Regions from separate parts of the Homo sapiens genome. Here region 2 is linked to region 1. Evidence: chromatin contacts called from ENCODE Hi-C data. All regions are on one chromosome and are shown on one strand. Each heading gives the region's core, a stretch centred on a gene start or an enhancer-like site at or near the end of the contact. The rest is flanking DNA. Distances are from core to core; before and after follow the strand shown.

Region 1 (6,126 bases), core at 1,091-3,590:
GGCCCCACGGGCAAAGCCCCTCAGTCATCAACAAGGGCTGGGAAACTATAAGACTCCTTTGTACGCTCCACCACAAAGTCAAGGAAGTTGATCAACAGAGCCATCTATTTTCACTTGGTACAACAATTAGAGCAGATCTGTATTTTTCCAAACTATCACCCTGAAAAAGTCAAACCACATTACAAATCAAAAAAGAATAATTAAAATCTACACCTCTCGCAATACCGCAGGTGAAGGCAATTACAAGGCACTTCTAATGAGCAATTTACGTAATTTAAAAAGTCAGACCCATAATATGCAAAGAATGCTTCAGATGAATTACTGCCGGGTGACTAGGTGCACTTTGATCCTTGTGTCTGGCCCCTGCTGGCTGTGGCTCCTCTGTCACCCTCACGTCATATTTCTGGGCTCCTGGGTAATAGCCATGGAAGATTTTCTGCATAAGCTCAGACTGTGACTCATATTTAGAAAGTGCATTTAATACCGACTTGCATAAAGGATGGTGGGTAATTGCTGCTAGAATCCAATGTGTGTGTTGTATCTCATCTATGATATGCAATTTAGAAGCTATATTCTAGTAAGAGAACTTTATGACTTGCTGTCATGATAAATAAAAGTTTATGGCATAATGGAATTAATATTTACTTTGAGTGCAACACAGACTATGGAAATAAAGTTGCTCTGGAATCACTTTAAACCAGGAGAGTTTGCAAATGTCACCAACGGACAACACGACACTTCCTCTCATTGCCTGCCAATCATTCACCATCTTTCAGGGTTCTGCTTTAATCAATATCTATACAATTTTTTTTTTTTTGAGACAGAGTTTTGCTCTTTGTTGTCCAGGCTGGAGTGCAGTGGCACCATCTTGGCTCACTGCAACCTCTGCCTCCCGGGTTCAAGTGATTCTCCTACCTCAGCCTCCCGAATAGCTGGGGTTACAGATGCCTACCACCAGGCCTGACTAATTTTTGTATTTTTAGTAGAGACGGGGTTTCACCATGTTGGCCAGGCTGGTCTCGAACTCCTGACCTCAGGTGATCCGCCTGCCTTGGCCTCCCAAAGTATGGGGATTACAGGCGTGAGCCACTGCGCCTGGCCTCTATACAATTTTCTAAACAATTCATGGAGTTAAAAACATTGATGCTGGATGTGATGCAGTAAATGTGGAAGTGATCTGCTGCACCAGGAATGAGCCTGGAAGGGAGGACCAGAGTGGGGACCAGGGTGATTCTGTGCCAGGGTCTAGGGGAGACCCTTGGAGGAAGGAAAATCATGTTTTCTGAGTGAGTCCCTCTAATGCAGCTGTTTTCAGAAGGGCATTTGTGACTCATCGGACATTCAATCTGGTGCTTTATTGCGAAGGGAATTTTTTTTTAAGAATGCTATCTCAAATTCAAATTATACAGAAGCTGCTTGATTCTAAAATAAACAGACAGCAAGCAATTTTCTGACTTTATTCTAAATGATAATTACTTAAGGTACAGGGAGCAGTTGTTCTGGATCTTAAAGGAATCAGACCACAGTCAGGGTTGCTAGGAAGTCAATGACACTTAAGCTTTCGGGGCACCTCTGGTTGCACGGGCCCCTTCTAAGACTCTAGGTCTCATTTTGTGTTCCTTATTTTGTATTGCTTATTCTTACACAAGGTCCTATAAAACTGAGATCTGCCCTGATCAGAAGTCAACTTACATTTCAAAGCAAAATGACACAAACCAAAGAGAGGGGCTAGAAATCCTGTCTCAGTGAGGGGTTGGAACACCTCCTTGTACCCTCTCACCCACAGTCCCTGCTTGTACAGGGCACTGATTGGGCGTGTGTCTCTGTGTGGGGTTGGGGCATTGCTGCCTGAATGTGGCCAGGGAGGAGATGGAAGTGGAGGCTTAATCGGAAGGTTCCAGGAGCCTGAGACACAAGGGCCAGCGTCTGACTCCGGGGAGCCGCTGGCTCATTGCGAGGTTGGAAGCTCTCCGAGTCTGAGTCATGCAGCAGCAGGAGGCAAATTGCCCAGACTATAAACAAGTGGGAGAATTCCAGAGAAAGCCTGGATTACTGGGGTGGTCTGTACCTCCCACCCCCTGCTTAGTTCATATTGAGTCACATACAGCATTACATTAAGGGGGAGAAACTGCTGACAGCACTGGCTTCAGAGTCAAAGGCGAAGCTCTTGCTCAGAGGCTCAGATGATTTCAACAACATTTTTAGATGTACAAAGTATGTTTCATATAAAGAAATCAAGTCATTGTTTCATATACGATTTTATTATGAAGAAGTAATATCTGCTTAATAAAGAATCCATGAAAACGAAGGAAGCACTAGGCAGGGAATCAGGTCTCCCCACCTCCAGCACATATTTTAAAACAGAATTTTCAGAGACTTTGAATTTTCAGGAAGCAGACCTAGAGAGGGGAAGGTACTTGCTTAAGGTCACACAGCAAGTCAGTGGAGAGGCAAGATGCAAACTCAGGACATCTGACTTCATCATCTTGGCCCCTTAGTCAAAGCAAATAGCCTCCTTAGCTCATTGCTACAAAAGGAAACAGTTGAGTCCAAAACCCTTGGGTCTGGTCGGCAAGGGAAGAGAGAGGAAGGAAGGGTGAAATGTTGGCTGCTCGGGACTGTTCTGTCTTAAACATTTTGGTGATTCTCTTCTGAGCCCATTAGGGACTGACTCACCCACGTGTCTGAAATGGTCCCTGAGTGCGTTCCTGGGGCCCTGGATAAGGAACTGGGAGAGCTTCAGAACCTAACACAATGCCTGGCATTTGCTTAATAAAAGTTTGCTGGATAAACAATTTGGTAAATATATATTACAAAATGTATTGATAAATACCTAATTCCCCCAGAGAGAAGTGGTAAAATTCTAATATACAAGAGACCTTGGTAACCTGGGGCCCTTTAGAAACAAAAATCTAGAATTTCCCCTGTAGCAAATGACCGGAATTCCGCCCCTGTAGATGGTGGAAATGTACTTGTGTAGACAGTCCCAGAAGAGAGGGCTGCATGTGGCAGGTCAGGCAGTATTAAGGGTCCCGTTTCTATTCATGGCTCATGGCCAAGAAAAAGATACTCACTGGCCCTCAGAGTAGAAATACATTCCTGGGGACCCCAGGGGATCCACAGGAACTTGTCAGTGACTTTCATAGAGAGGAAAAGACCTGCGGGGTGGGGGGTGGATCATGCATCTCTGGAGAAGGCTAAAATGACAATGCAGCCCCTACTGTTATACCCAGGGATTCCTGATTTGTTTCTCTGATGCTAATCCTACACCCCGCACAGGAAGGCCACCCTCGTACTCAGCCCTGTAGCTTGCCATCCAAAGGCTTCCCATTGAGTCTTCCTTGAGAATCCTTCCCTGGGAGTCCTCTACAGACAGATACCAGCCTAAAAAGGCAACTGAAAAGAATTTACATGGTCTTTGTTCATTTCAGATTATAAATTGTTTGACTCAATTTTATTTCAACTGAAAGGACTACAAACATATATAGAACTGCCGCTGACAAGGGTGATGAGCTGGTATAGGGAATGGGAAGGAATGGTAAACATTAAACCAAATAGATATTGATTCCTGCCACAATGAAGTGACTAGGATTGGATTTGCCCTCCTGCTGTAAACAATCATGAAACTAGACAAAAATATCTGAGGCTACTCTTTGTAGGGATTGTACAACAGGCAGTTCAGGACTGTGGTTCTGCCAGAAAAAAAACACACAAGATAAGCCCCATGTTTGCCCAGCCTTTTGGCCCATTATGCAGGACGATGGGGCACAGCAGCCTAGATTATAGGAGAAGGCAAAAATCAAGAGTTTGGGGCTGCTAAAGCAGCTAGAACTTACAGGTCTGGGCTCTGGAGAGAAGAATCTTGTGCAGAAAGTAGGCCCTAGAAGTCTGCCTGGAGGTACCCTGTGAGTACTTGGTTGAGGGCAGAACTGCCCACATGCAGGGCAAAACTCCATAGCTGTTATAAGACTGAAAGCTAAGCAGAGATACTAGAAGTCATGCAGAGCTGGCAGAGCTTTGAATTCTGGCCAAGCCAGACGAGAGAACCCTTGCTGAGTACCTTGGGCATTTGTTCCCCAAAAGGCCAGGCCTTAGGAACAAGGACTATACCCTACAGGAAAGGCCAAAGCCTAGGAATAAGGGCAAAATAAAAATGGACCAACTCTAATAAAGATTCAAACCAAGCCTGACCAGACCAAGAGGATCTGCCAGTAATTAACTGACCTGCCAGAACAAAATTCAACACCTTTTATAGAAAACAACATAACCCACACTCCCCTACCACATATCTTCTAAAATATCTAGAATAGAGATATACCATGTTCATGGATTAAAATTGGACTACAGATTTAACAAACTCAAAGAGCTTTTTACTCTTTTTGGGCAGGGAGAAATTATTTTTGCAAAATTAGGACATTTCTGAAAATACAGTTTTGTAGCTTTCTTTTTCCATTTGGTCCTCCATCCCCTCTCACCAAGCATTTGGCACAGCTAACCATTTCCTCCTTCTTGGAAGCCCCTCTTCACCTGGCTTCCAGGTCACCATGCTTTCCTGGTTTTCTTGCCCCCTGTGTCTCCATTTCCTTTGCTGGCTCTCCCTTTTTGTCCAGGCAGCTAAATGTTTTAGGTGTCAGGGGTCTAAGTCTTTAGTCATTTTCTCTCCTTTATACTCTTTCTCTCGGTGGTCATCCGTGATTAATGACTACAAAAGTCTGTATCTCTGGTCTGACTGCTCCCCTGAGCTCCAGACATATGTATTCAATGGGCCACTTGACATCTACATCTGAACATCACCCTTGACGTGGCCAAAACAGAACTCTTTATTCTCCCCCTAGACCTGCTCCACTACCATCATCTTCTATCTTGAGGAATAGCACCGTCATTCACTCAGTTTCTTAGGCACCCAACTTTGGGATCATTGTTAACATCTTTCTTTCACCTTATTCCCACACCCAAATTATCAAGAAGTTCTAGCAACAATCTCTTCAAAATGTATTCCCAGTCAACCCACTTCTTCCCATCCCCACTACTGCTGAAGTTCCTGAGTCATCATCTTCTCTTGTCAAGAAGACTGCAGCAGACAGTGTGTGCAACTAAAAGGCAGAGCAATGGTCCACTGTGGTAGTTAGGAGCACAAGTACTGGAGCCAAACAGGTTGGGATCAAACCTCGGCCCTGCCACTCACTAGTTACATAGTTATGTAACCTTGGCCAAAATACTTAACTCTCTGGGCCTCCATTTTCGTCTGTAAAGTGGGGTTCCTAATGGCACTTACTTTACTGGGAAGATGGTGACTCAAGGTCCCTGGCGTGTTCACTCTCTCTGGCTCTTCTCACTTGCTCACTCTGATGAAGCAAGCTTTCCTGTTGTGTTCCATGGAGAGGCCCACATGGCATTCACCAAACAGCTGGAACCTGAGCTCTTAGTTCAACAGCTCATGAGAAACTGTATCCTCCCAACAACCCCATGATCGAGTTTAGAAGTGGATTTTGACTCAGTTGAACCTTGCAATGACCACGGCCCTGGCCAGCACCTTTTCGGTAGCCTTGTAAGGAGCCCTGAGTGGGAGGATCAGCAGAGCTATGCCTGGCCCCAGCCCACAGAAATGGTCAGATAATAAATATGCATTGTTTTAAACTGCTATGTTTGGGGATAATTTGTTACACAGAGATAGATAACCAATACACCCTGCTCTATTTTCTCTGTGGCACTGATCACCTCTTGAGATTGTATCTGACCACTGTCAGTCTGCTGCAGGTAAGTGACAAGGGCGTGGATATTTTCTGTCTGTTCATTTTTGAATCTTCAGGAACCAAAACCATGCCATGGAAAGTACTCGATAAATATTTGTTGAACTGATGAATAAATTTCACACAGTGGGCATTTTCCCATGTGGCCGTGTGATACTGAAATGATGAACGCCTGGAAGTAATTTGGAATATACTGCTTAATTCACACTCCAGATTCCCAGCATCACTAACTATCCAATCAGTCTGTTTTACTCAAACCCTTACCAGGTGCCTAGAACGCTGCTAAGTACCACTGTGCAGATCCAAAGGAAACACACAACAAGCCCTCCCCTCAGGGAGTTACAATCTGGTTGAAGAGGAAAAGGCCTGCTTGTGA
Region 2 (6,126 bases), core at 2,019-4,518, 91 kb before region 1:
GAACGCAGTGGCGCGATCATAGCTCACTGCAGCCTCGAACTCCTGACCTCAAATGATCCTCTCGCCTCAGCTTCCCAAGTAGCTGGGACTACAGGTGTGCACTAACCACCACACTCAGCTTATAGATTGATTGATTGATTGATTGATTGATCGAGACAGAGTCTCTGTCGTCCAGGCTGGAGCTCAGTGGCGTGATCTCGGCTCACTGCAATCTCTGCCTTCCGGGTTCAAGCAATTCTCATGCCTCAGCCTCCCAAGTAGCTGGGACTACAGGTGCCTGCCACCACACCCGGCTAATTTTTTATATTTTTAGTAGAGACGGGTTTTGCCATGTTGCCCAGGCTGGTCTCGAACTCCTGAGCTCAGGCAATCCACCCACCTTGGCCTCCCAAAATGCTAGGATTACAGCATGAGCTATTGCGCCCACCTCCAGCTAATTAAAAAAAAATTGTAAAGATGGGGGTCTTGGCCGGGTGCCGTGGCTCATGCCTGTAATCCCAGCACTTTGGGAGGCCAAGGCAGGTGGATCACCTGAGGTTGGGAGTTCGGGACCAGCCTGACCAACATGGAGAAACCCGGACTCTACTAAAAATACAAAATCAGCTGGGTGTGGTGGCACATGCCTGTAATCCCAGCTACTCCTGAGGCTGAGGCAGGAGAATCACTTGAACCTGGGAGGTGGAGGTTGCGGTGAGCTGAGATTGCACCATTGCGTTCCAGCCTGGGTAACAAGAGCAAAACTGACTCAAAAAAAAAAAAAAAAGATGGGGGTCTCACCATGTTGAGGTTTGGAGGGTCTCAAACTCCTGGCCTCAAGCAATCCTCTCACCTTGGCCTCCCAAAGTGTTGGAATTACAGGCATGAGCCACAGTGCCCAGCCAACTAAAACTCTTATATATTCCTGATGGGAATGCAAAGTAGTAGTCTCTTTGGAACACAGTTGGGTAGTTTCTCATTAAGTTAAACAGATTTACTATACGACCTGGCAATCTTACCTCTATATATTTTCCCAAGAGAAATAAAAATGTATGATGACACCAAAACCTGTATGCAAATGTGTAGAGTCCTTGGCATGTAATGTCAACTGGAAACAGCCCAGACATCCTTCAATAGGTGAATGGTTAAACAAATTGCTGTATATCCACACCATGGAACACCACTCACCCATAAAAAGGAAGGAAGTACTGATACATGCAACTACATGGATAAATCTCAGGATCATTATGTCTGGCGAAAGAAGCCAGACTCAAAAGGCCACATCCTGTATGATTTCATTTATATGACATTCTGGAAAAGGCAATGCTATAGGGACTGAAAACAGGCCATTCATTCCCAGAGGCTGGAGTACGCCGAGCAGCTTATCTGACAAAGAGGTGCAGTGAGTTTTTGAGCTGATAGAAACCATCTCCATATTGATTGTGGTGGTGATCACTGGACCAAGCTGATGGAAACCACATACATTTGCCAAAGCTCTCAGAATGGCCACAGAAAGTCGGAATTTTTACCATATGTTAATTGTATCTCCAGAAGTGCGGGACACCAAGCGCCCCTTAGCCATATGACCTGGGCCAAATGATTTAATCCGTCTGAGCAGCAGCTTCCTAATCTATAAAAAGGGGATGACAATAAAACCCACAGACTTTGAAGGATCAGCTGAAGATGTACACACACACACACACACACACACACACACTGTGTAAAGGGATGCATAAAACATCCAGATACAGCCGGGTGTGGTAGCTCATGCCTGTAATCCCAGCACTTTGGGAGGCCGAGGTGGGCAGATCACCTGAGGTCAGGAGTTGGAGACCAGCCTGACCAACATGGAGAAACCCCATCTCTACTAAAAATACAAAATTAGCCCAGCATGGTGGCACATGCCTGTAATCCCGGCTACTCGGGAGGCTGAGGCAGGAGAATCACTTGAACCTGGGAGGTGGGGGTTGCGGTGAGCCGAGATCGCGTCACTGCACTCCAGCCCGGGCAACAAGAGCAAAACTCCATAAAAAAAAAAACAACAACCCAGATTCTCGGAGCACTAAAACCTGTCCCCAGTCCCAGGAACCAGCTGGATGCACCACTCAGCCACTCCAACGGAGGCGAGGCCTCCTTCTCATGAAAGTGTAGAAATGGCCATCTTGAGAGAAATGGCTAAACAAGTCCAGCCCCCAGTGCTTGGTGTGGAGTCACGTCACCCTGGCACACCTGGCGGGCGGTGCAGAGCACAGGCTCTCAATGGCAGCCAGTGAGGGCACCAGGGCTGCAAGCCCCGTAGGAATGCATGTGGGGGAGAGGTGCTCTTTTTCTTTGCAGAGTGGAGCAGATTCATTTACACCCATGAGGCTTTCTTTGGTACTGAGTGCTTTCTGTAGGGTGGGGTCCCTTCCAGGAACTTTTCACAGCCTGGGTGTCTGAACAGCAACCCTACTGCCACAGGCACTACTAGCGACCCTGTTGTAGACAGGAGGAAACTGAGGCCCAGAGAGCAGAACTCACTTGCAGGGGCTCAGGAGTAGTAAGCAGCAGGGCCAATCCTGGGCCGTGCACTGGTACTGGCGTTGGCAGTGGGATCTGCGGGCTCCTTTGGGGACATGTCAGACAAGTAATGGCATCCATCACAAGGGTCCAGATAGAGCTCTGAGGGGAGGCTGGTCTGAGGCCCAGGGCCAAGGCACCCACCTGGAATGAGCCTGAGGACAGCAGGTCCCTGAGCTGTGTCAGATGCTTAGAGAAGGCAGGCACCCTGGGCGGGTTGTGTCACCCTCTTGCTCTGGCCCTGTGAACCCTAAGCTCGCTTTGCTTAAGAGAGGGAGGCTTGGCAGCTCCTAGAGGCCCAGGCCCTGGCTGAATTTCTCCAGGGTCCTCAGAGGGTGGGGAAGTGACTGGGCAGAAGTGGGAAGGAACCAGCCCTGCGCCGTCGCCCGGGCTCTTGGCTCCTGCACCCAGAGCCGTCCGGCAGGGAAGCGGCAGGTAAAGATGAATCAGTGATTCAGGGCTGCAGGCCAGGCACCAGGCCAGGCTGTAAAAGTTATTGTGCAGCATCACAATGGAAGGCGGGGGACACAAATAGCATCCGAGGGAAACTAGTGGCCCTGACTTGGAAAGCAAACCTCTCTGCAGCCACGGGACCCCCAACAGCAGCCTCACAGAGCCTGCCCCGGCCACCCTAGTCTGGGCTAACTGTCCTGCCTTCTCCTCCAAGATTCCCTTGCCTGGGTCCCTCCTCCCTCGGCCTCACCACACTCCTCTGGGGACCCTGTGCTTGGACTCCACCCTTTCCTGTCCAGACCACTGTGAAGGCCTTTAGTCACCTCCTAGAGAAGCAAGATTTTCAGCCCTGGCTTTCTACCCCCACACCCTACAGTAAGTAAGATAAATTACCCACCCACCACCTGCCCCCACTTCTCTCCACGGAGCCTCGTTCGGCCTGTGGCCACTCATGTCTGTTTCTAAGGGAACAGTCAAGGGCAAATCAGTGGAGAAGCTGGCCTGTGCTGGCAGGGGTGCTGCAATGGGGCTGTGCCCCTGCCTTCCTGCACTTCCTGCCAGGGAGCCACTCCATTCTTTTTTGCCATCTCCCAGGCCGGCCAGGGGACAGGGTCGTGTTCACACAGTGCTAAGGGAACACGCTGACGTGTGTGACATCAAGAACTCCAGTGCCCACACAGCCCGAGTCCGGATGGTGAGCTCCAGGGAGACCCAGCAGGGCTGCAGGGGGAGCACTGACTGAGCCCATGGGGGAAAGAGGCTCCTGCCGAGCCCAGAGCCCAGAGAGCTGGCCAAGGGGTAGGGTTAGGAGGGATGGAGCTGGGGGCAACAGGCTAGAGAAGAGACAGCTGGGGGTGGGAGGATCTCTCCAGGGTCGTCTCACAGCACCCAGCGGACTCGCTCTGTGCTGCTGCAGAGTGACTCTGACAGTCAGAGCCAGGCAGCCGGGGACAGGCACAGAGCCAGACTCCCTTCCTCCTCCCCCTCCCTCTCGCCGTGCAGTGCCTACTCAGTGCTGGGAGGCTCTGAATGGCACGGGGATGGAGAGTGTAACAACAGAGCGTTAGGGCCCTGCCCCAGTCCGGCAGGAAGCTCGGTCTGGTGGGGAGACCAGCCCAGGCAGACACAGCAGTGCATGCACTGGGCACACCCTGGCTCTGGCTGGAGGGCTCAGAGGCCTCAGGGCCTTCCAGCACTGGTCTCCGTGTCTGAACCCCCCATGGGACAGGATGGGAGCTGCCAGCAGAACCAACAACTCAGTTCCTGGTAACTCCAAGTGGAGATGGGCAGGAACGCTCCCAGGAGGCGCATCAGCAGTCAGAACCAGGGGCTTGGGCCTCAGGAAGGCAGGCTGCTGGCCAGGCCCCCTGGACTCAGGAGACCAAGGCCAGGACGTTCACCAGGGCCAAAGAGAGCAACACCAACAGGGCTGGGCTCCAAGGCCGGGCCGCCTCCCCTCTAGCTTCCCAACACCAGTCCTCCCTGAACATTTCCTTCCAGGAAGACAGGGGCTATTAACTACGTCCCATCCGATTCACAGGGACGTTTGAAATCAGGAAGGAGTGTGGGTTGGATCCACGTTTCTGTTCATACCAGGCAGGCACATCGGAAGGCTCACGGTCAGAGGATGCTGGGACAAACGCCACGAGAGGTTCCTTTTTGTCTGGCTCACCCAGAAGAGAGGCTCCTCTCCTCCCTTCCCTGCAGCACAACGGCCTGGCTGGCACCCAAAGGGCAGCCGGCATGGGCTGACCTCAGAGGAGCAAGGCGTGTTTGCAGCTCTGCCGCTCACATCCACAGTGGCCATGACAACAGGTGCAGCACCATCCATTAAAGCCCTGTGTCATTTCACTTAATTCTCACAACGACCCCCGGAGAAAGGGACTACTATCCCCATTTTCCAGATGAAAAAGGAAATTGGTCCTTAGAGTGATCATCCACCCAAGGCTAGTGACAGGGCTCAGATTGGAACCCAAGGCCCTCCAAGATCTCAAGTCACAGACAAAGAAAGCCCATCTCTGACTTGGCAGGGGAAGGGGGAGGTCACACTGGGAGAGCTGGATGTTGATTCTGAAGGCCTCCCCCAGTAAACCGCTCCAACAACAAAAAGGGGCTTTCTGTACATTATCTGCGAAAAGCCAAGTGAGGGGGAGGGAGGGGAAAGCAATCAAAGCAAAGATCAATTGTGTTGCAGACAATGTGGCAAGAAGACAGATCTTGCTGGAAATTCCTTCTGACTGGACTCTGCCAGGATCAGAGTATTTTTCATTCCAAGATTAAGCAAAATTCTTTCCCTGTCATAACCTCCTACCCATCTGTGTCCAAACTCCCACTATCATTTTTACACCGTGCACATTTTAAAACCTGTTTTGCAGCTTTTTCTCTGTGTGTGTTAGTTGACGCTAACCTGCCTCCAGCTTTAAGAAAAGCAGAGAAGCACGAGAGGCCCCAGGAGGCACCTGGGCTGGGTGAGCCTCAGGCTGGGACCCTGGCAGGACAGTGGCTGGGGTCTAGGGCAGCTGGGACCCTGCTTGCTGGCAGGGGCAGCTGCAGCCGTGAAGCTCAGAGACCCCACGGCCTGGCCTGGACAGAAATGGAAAACAGATGGGAGAAGAGAATGGGAATTTCTTAATAAGGGATTGGATTTGGGAAGTGAAGGGCGAGCAGAAACTAGGATTGTGAGGTCTCCTGGTTGGGGTGGCTGTGTGGTGGTGCCATGTCGGTGGGAGAGAGAAGCCAGTCACTGGGTGGTGGAAATGGTGGTGAAGAGGTGTTTGGTGGATGGGAGGAAGCAGGGTAGGGTCCAAGCCTGTTCAATGAGAGGGGTCAACAGCATACACAAGGGAAGGAGCCCAGTCTGGAGTAATGGATTTGTGGGAGAGAAGTCTCCCGTTGGAGGGGGGAGACTGAAGCCATGGGAATGGGTGAGTTCCACCCAGAGACAGACCCAGGAAGAGAGCCCAGGAAGAGAAGGAAGCCAAGGGCAGGGTTCCAGGGGCTGCTGACTTTCAGGGCAAGCCAGCAAAGAAGATTGGGAACCAAACAGTTAGGAACATAAGAGGGACCGGAGATGTAGCATCATGGAAACCATGGCAACAAGAGCAGGCAGCAGCACTGAACGTCACCAGCGGAGACTGC

Evidence for each region. Hi-C counts contacts between places; a loop is a spot of excess contacts on that map. Pooled maps may share reads with other maps.
Region 2: a map of head of caudate nucleus shows a loop between it and region 1 (2.5-fold over the local background). The contact joins the promoter of CAMTA1-AS2 here to the enhancer-like site in region 1. A Hi-C loop is called at or near these places in 6 of 168 maps with a recorded cell type or tissue (astrocyte of the cerebellum, dorsolateral prefrontal cortex, endothelial cell of umbilical vein and 3 more) and 5 of 50 pooled maps.

Annotation. Positions count from the first base shown.
Region 1 is chr1:7,295,370-7,301,495 of GRCh38, reverse strand. All of the region lies in intron 5 of CAMTA1 (calmodulin binding transcription activator 1), which reads right to left. Among named protein-coding and RNA genes, the nearest start is that of CAMTA1-IT1, 66 kb to the left of the region's middle. Within about 2 kb of position 2,340, at least 14 of the 41 ENCODE cell types and tissues checked have a DNase peak (open chromatin) inside an H3K27ac peak, as active enhancers do; they include endothelial cell of umbilical vein and sigmoid colon, where a contact is called at or near this core.
Region 2 is chr1:7,386,896-7,393,021 of GRCh38, reverse strand. It overlaps CAMTA1-AS2 (CAMTA1 antisense RNA 2), which reads left to right and starts at 3,268. Exons shown (of 3, transcript NR_146199.1): 1 at 3,268-3,363; 2 at 3,583-3,682. All of the region lies in intron 5 of CAMTA1 (calmodulin binding transcription activator 1), which reads right to left. RefSeq lists an enhancer at 4,356-4,893.